Regions from separate parts of the Homo sapiens genome. Here region 2 is linked to region 1. Evidence: chromatin loops called from intact Hi-C (ENCODE). Cell type or tissue: A673. All regions are shown on one strand.

Region 1 (8,000 bases):
CCCAGCTACTTGGGAGGCTAAGGCAAAAGAATTGCTCGAACCTGGGAGGTGGAGGTTGTAGTAAGCTGAGATTGGGTCACTCCACTCCAGCCTGGGCGACAGAGCAAGTCTCCATCTCAAAAAAACAAACAAACGAAAAACAAAAGAAAGAAAAATTACCCAACACCAATGACTTTTTATAAAAACCCTTAAAATCAACCAGAGAAAAGGAACATTACATATCGAGTTAACAAAGATAAGGATGGCAGATTTCTCATTGGAAATAATCCAAGTAAGAAGACAGTTGAGTAACATCTTTAGGGTATTGAAAGGAAAAATCATGTGGGTAAGCACTGAATATTTTATTTATTTATTATCTACATCTTTAAAAAAGATAATTGACTATTTAAACAAAAAAAATTAACAATGTCGTGTGGGATTTATAACAAAAACCTAGAAAAGTCTACAAACATAAACACCTGTTATTATAAAACCGGATAGTTTGTAGAAAAGGTGCTGCCTGATTTTCCTTTAACTCTGATGTGCGACTTTTACAGAGCCTTTAACCTGAGTAATAGAACAGCTGTTTAGTGTTGTCAGAGGAAATAGTGTATACTCACTATATATTTATTATAAGAAATTTACTAGTGTAATATTTAAGACTTCACTGCCTTTGTTATAATTAGTTCAATCCATATTAAAACTTTTCAGTTTCCTTTAGGGTTAGCAAAAATACCACCCGTTTTCCTCCTTATATCAACTGTGGGTACAAAATTCATGATGATTCTTGCAGTAACCTTTCAAAAGCTCAATGCAGAACTTTAAATGTTTTTTCAGTACTATGCAAATGGCCCTGCACACTTTGGTGGGAGCCCCTCTGCTTAATAACCTGTTGAGAGGGCAGCCCATCCTGAAGAATTTTCCACATGAACTTCCTGATTCCCTATTTAATAAATGGTGTTGGGAAAACTGGCTAGCCATCTGTAGAAAGCTGAAACTGGATCCCTTCCTTACACCTTATACAAAAATTAATTCAAGATGGATTAAAGACTTACATGTTAGACCTAAAACCATAAAAACCCTAGAAGAAAACCTAGGCAATACTGTTCAGGACATAGGCATGGGCAAGGACTTCATGTCTAAAACACTAAAAGCAATGGCAACAAAAGCCAAAATTGACAAATGGGATCTAATCAAACTAAAGAGCTTCTGCACAGCAATAGAAACTACCATCAGAGTGAACAAGCAACCTACAGAATGGGAGAAAATTTTCGCAATCTACTCATCTGACAAAGGGCTAATATCCAGAATCTACAATGAACTCAAACAAATTTACGAGAAAAAACAAACAACCCCATCAAAAAGTGGGTAAAGGATATGAACAGACACTTCTCAAAAGAAGACATTAATGCAGCCAAAAGACACATGAAAAAATGCTCATCATCACTGGCCATCAGAGAAATGCAAATCAAAACCACAATGAGATACCATCTCACACCAGTTAGACTGGCGATCATTAAAAAGTCAGGAAACAACAGGTGCTGGAGAGGATGTGGAGAAATAGGAACACTTTTACACTGTTGGTGGGACTGTAAACTAGTTCAACCATTGTGGAAGTCAGTGTGGCGATTCCTCAGGGATCTACAACTAGAAATACCATTTGACCCAGCCATCCCATTACTGGGTATACACCCAAAGGACTATAAATCATGCTGCTATAAAGACACATGCACACGTATGTTTATTGCGGCACTATTCACAATAGCAAAGACTTGGAACCAACCCAAATGTCCAACAACGATAGACTGGATTAAGAAAATGTGGCACATATACACCATGGAATTCTATGCAGCCATAAAAAAATGATGAATTCATGTCCTTTGTAGGGACATGGATGAAGCTGGAAACCATCATTCTCAGCAAACTATCGCAAGGATGAAAAACCAAACACCGCATGTTCTCACTCATAGGTGGGAACTGAACAATAAGAACACATGGATACAGGAAGGGGAACATCACACACCAGGGACTGTTGTCGGGTGGGGGGAGGGGGGAGGGGGGAGGGATAGCATTAGGAGATATATCTAATGCTGAATGATGAGTTAATGGGTGCAGCACACCAACATGGCACATGTATACATATGTAACAAACCTGCACATTACGCACATGTACCCTAAAACTTAAAGTATAATAATAATAAAATTTTTAAAAAAAAAAGATCCCTTTATGTGCTTCTGGGCCCACAGCCTGTTAGTTCTCCCTCTGCAGTAGACAAAGTATGGGATAGGAGAGCGTGAGACAGGACTAACTTCCACTTCTCACTCCCACTCCCAGACTATATAGGCATTAGGGGAACCAAAGATATTCAGCAGAAGAGGTTGAGCCTTGGTAAAAGATGGACAAGACAGACTTTCGAACCTATTGCTTTTTCTATATGTTTTGATGCAAGACTTGTACAACAAACTGAAGGACTCTCCATACATCATTATTATTATTTCAACTTTTCAAACAATCTCGAAGCAGTTACTATTCTTGAATATAAGCTTCATATGCAATGTTTGCTATTAACCCTCTTACAATGAATGGATGAAATTATACGTTAGAACACTAGCACAGAGTGATATGTTAGAGCCCATTTGTCCATGTGCTGGCTAGTTTATACCAGTCTGGTTGATATGGCATAGCTGTGTCCCCACCCAAATTTCATCTTGAATTGTAGTTCCCATAATCCCCACATGTCATGGGAGGGACCTGGTGGGAGGTAATTGAATTATGGGGGCGGTTTGCCACCCCCATGCTATTCTTGTGACAGTGAGTGAGTTCTCATGAGATCTGATGGTTTTATAAGCATCTGGCATTTCCCCTGCTAGCTCTCATTCTCTCTCCTGCTGCCCTGTGAAAAAGTGCCTTCTGCCGTGATTGTAAGTTTCCTGAGGCCTCCCCAGCCACACAGAACTGTGGGTCAATTAAACCTCTTTTCTTTTTTTAAAAAAAATTATTTTAAGTTCCAGGGTATGTGTGCAGGATGTGCAGGTTTATTACATAGGTAAACTTGTGCCATGGTGGTTTGCTGCACCTATCGGCCAATCACCTAGGTATTAAGCCTGGCATGCATTAGCTATTTTTCCTGTTCCTCTCCTCTGACCCCCGCCCTCCCCTTACAAGCCCCAATGTGTGGTGTTCCCCTCCCTGTGTCCATGTGTTCTCATTTAAACCTCTTTTCTTCATAAATTACCCAGTCTTGGGTATTTCTTCATAGCAGCATGAGAACGGCCTAATACACTGGTCCAAATGAAAATAAACAACTACAAAGGGTCCCTAAAAGGTAGAAAGAGTAATTTCCTCCAAAAGAGGTATACTTGTGATATAACTGTTGCCTTTCATTAACTGTACTTGTGTAAAGCACAAAAAACAAACCAATGTTTGAAACTCAAGCAATAAAAAATCAGACATTGGGAACCTCACTTGAATGATGAGATCAAATGGTGGAATTGGGCATAGTTCTCTCAGGTGTAGAGGCTTATTTATCTTGTGTTTGTTTTAGAAGTGAAATGCCTGCATGTCAATCGTTTTGAGAGATTCACCAAGCAAAATGTGGGCCAGGTTACTGATGGTTTAGTTTCTTCAAGAGGCTAAAAATCCTTTCTCTTTATAGAGTACCTTCTCAACAACCAGACTATGCACATCTAGATGTAGGATTTCCAAATTCTAAATATTCCCTTAGAGTCATAGAAATTAAATGAGACAAAGGATGAGAAATCACCTAGCTCAGAATGGCCATGATGGATTATTAAACAAACAGACAAATACAAATGTACATCATTTATCACTCCCACACCCTCACACCTAATATGTAATATAACATATCACACCTAATATGTAATACATTGCCTTTAGGGAAGGCAATATGGCATCTGGCAAGAGTAATGGCAGTGGTACCAGCACGCCTGGCCAATCCCACCCCACCCAGTTCCTTCAGCTAGCTAAGCCAAGACTAGGGGAACTTGAGACGTCTCATTGCCCTCAGTGGCATTTTCCCTAGGCACTCAATATGCCGAAGGAGCCACAGTTCTTCCTTACTCTGCTCCAGTGGGGCCTTGACTTCCCACCTGGCACCTACCAGTCCTTTTCCTCCAGCTAGATCTTATCACCTAAGCATTCTATTGCCAGCTGAATCCTGTTCCAAACCAGTTGTGTAAATGGAATCCTTCACCACCACCAAGCCCTGCACAATTTTTTTCATGCCTCCTTAGACTGCTGGTTCCCCCATCCTGCCTATCCCATAGCTTAAGGGGGTCCACTTCTGTACACTGGATGCTATTGAAATCTAGTTAGGCTCCATGCTGAACCATCTAGAAAATTTGAAGCCTGCTCTACTGGAGTCTGATTCTGACTCTCCTACTTAGAGGCTGTGTGATCTGGAGCTTGCCTCTTACTCTCTCTGAGTCTGTCCCCTCATAGGGAAAGTAATGAATATGGTAATACTATGTTACTTGTGGGGTTGCAATAAGGATAATATCCAGTAATATATTTCTAATAATATATAGGCTACATAATGTTATATGTAAATTTTTGCTGCAGGACATCATTATTAATATTATCTGTTATAACTCAATCTTCGTATCATTAATAATAATCATGGTTAATACTAATATTAATTAGAAATTACCATTTTCAGCACACAAGTGTCTTCATGGAGATGAATTTTACCCTCCCAATTAGGGGGACCCTGCTTGGGGCAGGACTACTCTACTGACTTGTAAGTTGGGAAACATTTCTGCCTAGGAGGAGACAGACGCCTCAGGCACTTTGTGGGAATAATCACCAGATGGCAGCATTACACCAACCACAGAGTGGAAGAACCTGGTCCCTGCCAAAGGACCTTTGGAATGGCTAAAATTAGTAAGAAAAGTCAACCTGCTTTTCTGGGCTGGGCTGGTCTGGTAATAAAAGCTTCTGAATTCTAGGTGGAAAGTTCCTGTTTAAAATAGTCTGAGTTCACAGAAGCTATAAAATTGAAAGTTACATGGGAAGAGGGAGAAAAAGCAGAGGTGATGGGGTGTCAAGTGTGATAAAGTTGTGTAGAGCAAGAGAAATGTTTCAACCTCAGACTGTTTGAAGTTAACTGTCTTCATCAATCAATTCTACTTTAACTATTTTATGGTCAAGTTCCTATCTCTTCTGTCCTCCAATGGTACAAAATTCTGTGACAGCTCTGTGGTGAAGCTGAGTCACCAAGCAAGTTAGCCTAGAGTTGGAATGGACATTAGAGATTAGGCAAATGCCAATGCCTTTAAGAGCTGGGCAGGTGGCATAAATATGTGAAACAGCTAGACTTCAGGACAATGGGCGGTAGTGTGAATTGTTCAGACCAGAGAGCAGTTGTTCCTTCTAAGGCATTTTACAAAATTAATTTTCAATGTTTTGTAGAACAAACAAAACCTCTCTATGTTCCCCAGGTTGGAAGACAGGATGGTGCCACCTCCCTTCCAGAACACTCCTTATAGATGGTCATTTAGCTAGTGCTTACTCACTTTTGGTGACAAGCAATGACTCCTATCTGGTCAGAGAGCATCATACGTTTTAGGAAATTCGTCTTTGTATTGGCCACCTCTACCTTAGCATTTTACATTTGTCGGTCATAGCTCTGCTCCTTGGAGTAGTGCAGAATGTGTCGAACTCCTTTCCCAAAGACAGCTCGCTTGGACTCTCCAGGCCTTTCTCCTCAGCGTAAATCTCCCCAGACCTGGCCGGTCGCGGTAGCTCACGCCTGTAATCCCAGCACTTTGGGAGGCTGAGGCAGGCAGATCACGAGGTCAGGAGATAGAGACCAGCCTGGCCAACATGGTGAAACCCTGTCTTTACTAAAAATACAAAAATTAGCTGGGCATGATGGTGCCCACCTGTAATCCCAGTTACTCGGGAGGCTGAGGCAGGAGAATCACTTGAACCAGGGAGTCGGAGGTTGCAGTGAGCCAAGATCGCGCCACAGCACTCCAGCCTGGCGACAGAGTGAGACTCTGTCTCAAATAAATAAATAAATGAATGAATAAATAAATAAATAAAAATAAAAATCTCCCCAGACCCTTTAAATCAGCTCTCACAGGGCAGGCTTTTCAGGCTGTTTGTGTCTTGTACTTTTGAATAGGCTCTTACTTAATGCTTGCTGTAAAACCTGTCACCCAGCTGGGCTTCAGTAGTAGGGATGACGGTCTGACCAACATGGAAACGAGGAGGACTGCTCTTTTCCTGCTGCTAGATTTCACTTCCATACACACAGCCTAAGGTTGTGTTAGTTTAGTCAGAAGTTGTGTTCCCAGTGTTGGGTTACACTGATATCAGTCTCTATTTTGAAATCAATAAATAAATGTTTAGAAACCTAAGTGAATGGTTTAGTTTATATCCTTGTGAAATTTGATCTAGCTTGTTTGGGACCATGGTTCCATCCTGTCATGGATAATTTTTATTTTTATTTATTTATTTTTTGAGAAGGAGTCTCGCTCTGTCACCCAGGCTGGAGTGCAGTGGCACAATCTCGGCTCATTGCAACTCTGCCTCCCGGGTTCAAGCGATTCTCCTGTTTCAGCCTCTCAAGTAGCTGGGACTACAGGCACGTGCCACCACGCCTGGCTAATTTATTGTTTTTTTAGTAGAGATGGAGTTTCACCGTGTTAGCCAGGATGGTCTTGATCGCCTGACCTCATGATCCACCTGCCTCAGCCACCCAAAGTGCTGGGATTACAGGTGTGAGCCACCACGCCCTGCCTCTGTCAAGGATAATTTTAATCTTCATTCTGAAATTGATCTGTGTTGTCTATGGCATTGAAAAACATTCTTGCTGTAGGACAAGTCACTGTTAATATTCTGAAGAGAATAAGCCACAGGGAAAGAGCATGGTGGAACCTTCTACTGGAAGCCTTCATTCCTAACAGGTGGTCACTGGGACCTGCAGGGCCCTCTGCTGTGCTGGACACTGGTCGGCCGGCGTCATCAAAGGTACCTGCCATCACGGAGCTTGTATATATCTTGACTCTCATCCTAAAACCGAAGAAAGACTGAAAATAGTAGTAGTTATTGAAAATAATCCTGAGACAAGCTAATTATTTTTCTATGCCAAAAGTCTCAGGCAGAAGAGTCTCTATCCTATGAAGATTTCTACGTAACATTTGAATTACTTCCATTAGCACTCTCCTGAGGTTTTGGTTTCAAGGTCTTACAGCCTAGGAATTCTTCCCTTCCTTTCTTCCTCCCTTCTTTCCTTCCTTCCGTTGCTCCAGGTCTAGCAGTCCCTTTGTTCTTCAGTCAAAATAACCTTCCTTCATCATTAAAGAAAAATCCGCTTCTGTAAAATTAACTTATCTTTGGCTCAATACTCTTGCTTTTCAGTATGATAGAAGTAATACAAGGTGGTAAAGAAAATTTGGAAAAATAAAAAATCATAAATAAAAAATAAAGATCATTATAACCTAACCACGTAAGAAAATGACTAAAATCTTTCTATGTATTTAGGGCATTTTGTTTGTGCACATTTATATGTCTGTGTTTTGTAAAATAATAATCCTAATACACATTTTATATCTTGTTTTTCATATAATGTGAATTTTTCTTATCAAAAATTATGATTTGTGTGTCTGTGTGTGCACGCACGCATATGTGTTTGTGAGCACATGCCTTTTGCCCCCAGATTTTGGTAGCATAATTGTGCCACTTCTGTAAAAAACAATTGATAGGTTTCTCTTTTTTTTTATCTGCTCTTCCGCAGTTTGGAAGGCTTAGGTAGTATTATTTTCTTATAATGTTAAAAGAGCTTAGCCATAAAACTGCTGACAATGGTATACCTTAAAAGATGAAACTTTTTAAAAACTTTTAATTTCTTCAATAGTTATTGATATTTCTGGATACCTACTTCTTGAGTTAATAACTTGTTTTTCTAATGTCACCAACTGAACAATTTATGTTCCTTCCATATTCTCTAAAAAGACTGTTTCTACCTCTCATCCTAGCTTTGGTCTTATTTCAT
Region 2 (8,000 bases), 650 kb after region 1:
ACCTACAAGTCCCTGGTGCCTCAGCCTTTGGGGCAAAACCCAACCCTGAATAAGCCCAAGTCACTTTTGTCTGTACCAGATATTCCACCCAGAAAAAGTGGTCTCACTCCAAGTTTCCGCTCTTGGGGGAGCTGGCCCGCCAGCATGGCCTGGCAACTGTATATTCTTCCCTACTGGCTTGTCCTCCCACCTCTGCCGCAGCTGCTTCCGTCTTCTGCACTCTCAAGACCCACCCGCTCTCCACTCCCACCCCCTGTTGGCGCCCACCCCCAGCAGGCCAGGAACCTCACCTTCATGACGAATGCAGGAGCCAGCAGTTGGCCTCCCTCTCCTGCCCACCCCCAGGCCACACACCCACCTGCCAGCCTCTGGGGCAGAGTCCCCTTTCTCAGCCAAGGCCCCCCACACTGGGTTCAGGACCTGCCTTCTCACTCCTTCTCAACCACCCCGCTCCATGACGTGCCCCCCACTTTTCAGTGACTCCCATATCCACTTCTTAGCATTTTTACAGGCTGTCCTCTTACAACAAAACCAAATGACTCCTCCCGCTCCCTTCTGGCTCCCCCCGCCCTCCCAGAGGAGCCTCGGTAAAGGGTTGTTCTCCTGGGCTGCCCCAGCCGCTCCCTCTCAGCACCCCTGAGCCCAGCCTCCGAGTCCATCCTCCGCCAAATCCGCTCTCGCTGTGAGCTGCGCCTCCAAATCCTCTCACAAAGGCGGCTCAGCAGCACTCGGCCGGCTCAGCAGCCCCTCGCTGGGACAATCTTGGTTGGGGCCCCAGGATCCCACATTCATCCGGTTCTCCTCCCACCTCTCTGAGCACTCCTTCCCCTGCTCCGCCTCCTTTGGGGGCTCCTGCTCCCCCGTGGGATTGTGAATGTGTGGATCCCTCCAGGCTCAGCCCTCAGTCCCCTTCTCATCCTGCTCCTCACTCTCACTGCGGGGTGGCCCCACCTATGCCCTTGGCATCAAACGCCACCAATATACTGGCCACTCATGAACTCCACTTCTGAGCTGGGCCTCGCTCCTCACTCCAGCCCGCTCCTTGGCACCCTGCTGGCTGTCTCAGTGCACCCCAAACCCAATGTGCCCAAACTGAGCTCCTGCTCTTCCCCCAAAAGCTTGCTCCTCTCTGTCTCTCCTCATTCCAGTAGGCTTGTGGGACGCCTCCGTCCGTCTTCTTGCTCTCACACAGTTTCACCCCTGAGTTAGACAGCTTTGGACTTGGTCCTTATCTTTTCCATCACTATCACCCTAGTACGTGTCTCCATTTCCAGCCTCCCTGCTTCCAGCGGAGGTCTCTGCCTGAAATTCAGTCTTCGTATACCAGCCAGAGCGATCATTTAAAACACCTAAGCCTCGTCACATCACACACTTCAGTACCTTTTGGGATGAAACCTTAGCATAGCTTTCCTGACCCTGCGTGATCTGGGTGCCGCCCGCTCTACGCTCCCCTTTTCTCCCTAAGATCCAACCACAGTAGCTAACTTGCATCTCTTCCCACGCCGAGCTCCTTCCCACCTCGGGGCCTTCACACGTGCTGTTTCCTCTACCTGGTTGTTTTTTTTTTTTAATCCACTTCTTTTCCTGGCCAACTCATTCTCATGGTTCCAATCTCAGCTTAGCTGTCACTTCCTCCAGGAAGCCTTTTTATTTTTTACACTTCCGGTCTAGGTTTGGTCATCTAGATATTTGTTCTCCCAACACTTTGCTGTTCTTTCTGCATCCGTCACCGTTACTATGTGATTGCTTGAATGGTGTGCTTGCCTCTTGGTGCCACACATCTGTCATGCTTGTGGCCAGCCAGCATATTCTGAACACCCTTCTTGTGCCTGAGAACCTTGCCACAGTAGGAGGGCCCTCTCCAAGCTAGAGGTCTGAGCTTGCTGTACCAGCCTTCCTTGCAGCTAGTGGGCAGGGTCACTGGACTGTGCCATCAGGGGTAACTCTGTGGGACTTAGATCCAGAAGACAGCAATAAGAGGGAGCTGGTGCCAGGTGGAATCAAATTTTTGGCCAGCGTGGCAGGGAAGGAGTTTGGCTTTTCAGGAGAGCCATGTGGTGGTTCTGGCATTCTGTCCCTGGTGTTGGTGGTGTGAGCAGCTGTGTCCATGACCAAAAGTGGTGAAATGAGGAATTTGCCACAGTAGCCCCCTGGTGTGGGATGGGCACTGCCTCTGGGCCTGAGCTCAGGCCCTCCTAGAGACAGGGGAGCTACCTGATGTCCTTAAACTTGTCATGTTTTTGCTTAACTCAGCCAGAGTGGGTCCTGTTGTCTGCAACAGAGAGCCCTAAATAATGCCTTCTGTATCAGTCAGGATTCTCCAGAGAATAAAACCAACATTTTATATACACACCCCTCACACATACACACACACACACACACACACACACACACACACAGTGTAGAAAGAGCTTTATTGTATGGTATTGACTCATGCAATTATGGAGGCTGAGAAGTCAATCTGCCCTCTGCAAGCCAGAGACCCCAGAGGGCGGGTGGTATATTCGAAGGCCTAAGAACCAGGATCCTGGAGGGCAGAAGATAGATGTTCCAGCTCAACATCCAGGCAGAGAAAGCTCAAGTTCAACCTTCCTCTGCCTTTTTTTTTTTTTTTTTTCTATTCAGAACTTCAAGGGTTGGCTGGTGCCTGCTCACTGGGGAGGGCCATGGCTTTACTCAGTCTGCCAATTCAAATGCTAAGCCCTTCCAGAAACACCGCCACAGACACACCCACAAACAATGACTAATCGGATACCCAGGCATCCTGTGGCCAAGTCATATTGACATGTAAAATTGGCCATTGCCAACCAGACCCTAAGCCCCTTGTGTAGGGGAACATTTGGGGGTTGCTTGTAGCTGTATTTTCAGACTCTAGCAAGGTGCGTGTTCCCCAGATACTCAGTGAACACTCACCACATGGATAAATGTGTGCCCAGCAGACCCAGAGCCCTAGCAGGAATGTCATGAAAGTCCCTGGGGAGAACGAAGCCTGGGCCCGATACCACCCTCCTACCGGAACTTTCCTCCACGTATTGCTCTCTAAACTGAGATCAACCCCATTCCGCTTCCTGCCCAGCAAACGGTAGAAAGGGACCACTGCGCAGCCTGGCCTGGTGGGGCTCTAGGGTCTACACTCCCTGCCTGAGTCCCCTCATCCAGGAAGCCTTCCCTGACTGCTCCTGCCCACACTCACACCCAGTCCTCGGAGCTCCCACATCCCAGAGAGTCTGAGCCCGGCACACCAGTTCTCACCTCTAGGTTCAGGCTCATCCTTGCAGATCTTCCCAACATTCCTGGGGGCTCTCTGGGGACAGAGAATGGGCCCTTCATTTTCCTCTCTCCTCCTCTTTCTCACAGAGGAGCCCGAACATAACAGGAGGGAAGTCCGAGTTTCTTCCTTCTCTTTAGGAAACTCTCCTCTCAGGACCCGCGGGGAGGCTGGCTGGAAGGAGGACACCGGGGTAGTTGGGGGTGAGTCCTGCAGAAAGCCTGGGACCCAGGGAAGCCCCTGTGCTCCGGATCTTGCACGGGCTCTCGTGGTCCCTGATTCTCCTGTCTCTTCAGCTCTCACTCTTCTTAATCCGCTTCTTATTCATCAACACTGGGGTCTGGGGCAGGGGGCGGGGGGCGTGGGGATGTCTTGCTCCTCCACACTCCCGCCATGACCCTCCCTCCCAACCTAGGCTGCCCAGACCAGCAGCCCCTTCTCCACCAGCCCCTTCGGCTCGCTGAGCTCCAGTCAGGCCGCAGGGGTCCTGCGTCCATCTCCAGCGTCAGCTCAGGCAGGCAGCACCGTCGGCCCAGCCAGGGCTCTTGGCTGCAGTTAGACTGCCACCTGGTGGCCAGGATGATCATTGCGCTTCTCAGCCTAGCTCGTTGCTTCCCATCCAGTGTCCCTGGTGAGACGTCCTCAGACATCATCTCCTGAGCAACTCCCCCCACCCCCCCGCTCAGTTGTGGAAGCTGGAGTCCTGAGAGAGGAAGAGCTTGCCAGTCAAAGGATCTGCCCAGGAATCTGCATCGTAGGCCCAGTCTGCGAATCCCTGTCATGGGAGAGACAAGAGAAGTGATAGGAATTTGAGGCTCCAGTTGAAACTAAAAGGGAGCAAGTGGTGAACCTGCAGCCATTGTGAAACCTGTAGGCGAGGGATGGACAGTTCACAGAGTGAGCTGCTTCTGCCACTGCCAATATCATACACTCACTGCTGACACTAATGGCTAACTAACCACCAACTAACATTAACTAACGCTAACCACTCACTGCTAACCAGCCACTAACACTAATCACTAATGAACCACCAACACTAACTAGCCACTAACTACTCACTGCTAACTAACCAGTAACACTAACCACTAAATAACATTAACTAACACTAACAGCTAGCTGCTAAACTAACTGGTAACTAATCACCAACACTAACCACTAACATTAACTAATGCTAACCACTAACTAGCCACTAACTCTACCAACTGCTAACCACTAAAATTAGTCACAACTAGTATTAAAGAGCACTAACCAAGCTAACTAACACTAACTACTATCACCACTATGCTAACACCATTACTAACAGTGCTAACACCAGTTAAAACTCAGAGAAACATATAATGATGCCAGCCAGGCACACTGGCTCACGCCTGTAATTCCAGCACTTGGGAGACCAAGGCAGGAGGATTGCTTGAGCCCCAGAAGTTTGAGACCAGACTGGGCAATATGTACTGAGACCCTGTCTCTACAAAAACATTTTAAAATTAGCCAGTATGGTGGTGCATGCCTGTAGTTTCAGCTACTTGGGAAGGCTGAAGCGGGAGGATCACTTGAGCCCAGAAGGTTGAGGCAGCAGTGAACTGTGATCACTTTACTACACTCCAGCCTGGTCTACAGGTGAGACCCTGTCTCAAAAAATAATAACAATGCAGAAAAACTGTAACACTTATATTGTTTGTGCAAGAATTCTCTAGACCAATTTTCTGGGAGGCAATTTGCCAACAGGTACTAAAAGACTTATCATGTGCATTGCATTGGTTCAAACATTCTTCCACATTAGGATAATTTATTCTGAAGGTCTAGGAGTTTAAGTTTTTGTCTTTTTGAGGTATACATGAAAAAAATGTATGCAAGGAAGTTTATCATCACAATTTTTTTTTTTTTTTTGAGACGGAGTCTCGCTCTGTCGCCCAGGCTGGAGTGCAGTGGTGTGATCTCAGCTCACTGCAAGCTCTGCCTCCCAGGTTCACACCATTCTCCTGCCTCAGCCTCCCGAGTAGCTGGGACTACAGGTGCCCGCCACCATGCCTAGCTAATATTTTTGTAATAAATATTTATTTTTAAAATCGACAGAAACTTTCACGAATAAAATATGTTAAATAACTATTGGCTAAATAAATAATATTATATAGACTTTTCAAATTATGTAGCGGAAAAATTGTCTGCAAATGTTCTCCAGCAAACACTCATTTACTCATTTTTAATAACTGCTTTATTGAGATAGAATTCACGTACCACAACATTCACCATTTTAAAGTGTACAATTCAGTGGTTTTCGTGTATTCTCAGAGTTTGCAACCATCATCACGATCTAATTTTAGAACTTTTCATTACCTCAAACAGAAATAATGGAGCTAATATCCCATCGTATGGATATTCCACATTTTGTTAATTCATTCATAAGTTGATGGATGTTTAGGTTGTTTCTACTTCTTGGCTACTATGAATAATGATGTTATGAATATTCATGTACAAGTTTTGTGTAGACATACATCTTCAATTCCCTTGCCTATATACCTAGGAGTGGATTTTCTGAATAATTCAGTGTTTGACTTTGTGAGCAACTGTGCAACTTTTTACCAAAGCACCTGACAATTCTCTGGTCCCACCAGCAATGCATGAGGGTTCCAATTTCTACACATTCTTGCCAATACTTGTTATTGGCTATTTTGTTTTCCTTTTAGCCATCCTCATGGACATGAAACAATATTGCATTGTGGTTTTGATTTACATTTTCCTAATGACTAATGATATCGAACATCTTTTCAAGTGATTATTGGCCATCTATATATAATGTATATTGTTTTAATGCATACAAATCATATGAAATTTTACAAATATAATCTCAAGCTACTTCCAAAACACAGAAAAAAAATCTTTCTGGAAACATACAAAAGTATCTATGGTGAATGTCTTGGTAATAAGATGATGATTGATTTTTTAAAAAATCCTTCTGTATCTCCTAAATGCCTGCAATGAATATGAATTACTTTTATGATTTGAGACTGAATATGATGGGTTTTCAGACTGGGCCCGCACTTTGACATTTGTCTGACCAGGAAGGTGCCAGGCAGCCGGGCGTCATGGGCAACAATGTGGCCTTGGGCTTCATGTAGCTGTGTCTCCATTCCCTGGAACTCTCACGACTGTAAGGAAGGAGGATGTCCATCTGCTGCGTCCACCAGATACACACTTGTGAGCCAGCACAGGTAAAGGATGCCTACTCCTTCTGTTCCCAGTGCATGAGAAAAGATACCTGGTCCAGGCAGGCCATGGAGGACAAGCTAGATCCTCCGTGCAGAGGAGAGGGCCACCATGCAGGGGATCACAGAGAAGAGAGGCACCCAGGCAAGGACCAGGACAAGGCAAATGGCACCTGGCGATCAGCCCGAGTAGGCCTATTCTCTGTACTGGAATCTCCCTCCACCACTGTCAGTCAATAAATAGGTCCCCACGGACAGAGCCTGGGTCTCCTTCTCCTCCCCGCTGCCAAGAAGGAGGTTGGAAGAGGGACAGACTATGTAGATGTGTTACATTAAGGGAGTCCTCAGTTGGGTGGGGGACAGCAGGCAGTATGCTGGGACCCAGGAGGGCACACAATGGGGACGACGTAAGAGAAAGACCTGGAGTTGAGGCATCTCCACTCCAGAGGAAAATAGGGAAAGAGACTCAAGCAATTTCCAGAAGAAGAAACCCAAAAGGCAAGCGGGTACAGCAAGAGATGTTTACACCCATTAGATATCAGGGAGATGCAAATTAGGACAACAGTGCCATGGCACTTTACACCCATTTGGCTGGTGAACATTACAAAGCTGGGTAATGCCAAGTGTTGGTGGGGCTGTGGGACTTAGGGACCTCAAGAGCTGCTAGTGGGAGTGCAGAACTGAAGCATGCAATCTGGCACCTCCGAATCACATCAACAGGTGGCATAACGGATGCCCAGCACTGCTCCTCCTGGGTGTGAGTCCCGGACAGAGGCTCACTCTCACAGATCCTGGAGGGGACCGGCATGTGCATGTTCACTAGAGTGCAGGGGAGACAGGACAGGACAGTAACACGTGGGTGATGACTCTACACAGCACCACATACAGCCAAAACGACAGACCAGATGTATGCAGGGAAACACGGGAGCATCTCTCTCTCTTTTTTTTTTTTTTTTTTAAGACAGAGTTTCGCTCTTGTCGCCCGGGCTAGAATGCAGGGGCGTGATCTCGGCTCACTGCAACCTCCGTCTCCCGGGTTCAAGCAATTCTCCTGCCTCAGCCTACCAAGTAGCTGGGACTACAGGCACCTACCACCACACCCAGCTAATTTTTTGCATTTTTAGTAGAGACAGCGTTTCGCTATGTTGGCCAGGCTGGTCTCGAACTCCTGACCTCAGGTGATCTGCCTTCCTCAGCCTCCCAAAGTGCTGGGATTACAGGCATGAGCCACCGCGTCCACCCCGGGAGCATCTCTTAAAAGCACAGTGCTGAGGGGGAAACGTTAGAAGCAGGATGAGGCATATGACCAACAGCATTTATGTAAATTAAAGTACAGACACACAAAACACCACGTATTTTGCAAGACACACAGAAACACAAGTATTCACATTAAGCATGCTCTCTTTGCCTGTGAGAGGAGGCGAATGGGAGTGGTGAAGGCAAAAGAGAGTACATTTTAAGAATAAATAAAACAAGAGGCCCCTTGCACAGATAAATAATCATAATGTAGCATGAACTGAGGAATGATGAAC

Evidence for each region. Peaks named below come from ENCODE experiments on the same cell type or tissue, not always from the same donor. Only the 100,000 strongest peaks of a DNase experiment are listed, where the experiment ranks them.
Region 2: it touches region 1 in a loop (5-fold over the local background); 10 of 110 quality-filtered maps call a loop at or near these places.

Annotation. Positions count from the first base shown.
Region 1 is chr7:31,630,913-31,638,912 of GRCh38, reverse strand. All of the region lies in intron 10 of ITPRID1 (ITPR interacting domain containing 1), which reads right to left. It also overlaps a transcript of PDE1C not described here. Among named protein-coding and RNA genes, the nearest start is that of PPP1R17, 52 kb to the left of the region's middle. In A673, a CTCF peak has its summit at 4,808 (motif pointing right); a DNase peak (open chromatin) is centred at 4,812; H3K27ac peaks cover 1,017 bases.
Region 2 is chr7:30,979,612-30,987,611 of GRCh38, reverse strand. LOC105375222 (a long non-coding RNA gene) reads right to left here and starts at 3,788. Exons shown (of 3, transcript XR_927160.2): 1 at 3,253-3,788. RefSeq lists an enhancer at 2,619-3,144 and a silencer at 3,754-3,913. In A673, a CTCF peak has its summit at 3,844 (motif pointing left); a DNase peak (open chromatin) is centred at 3,811.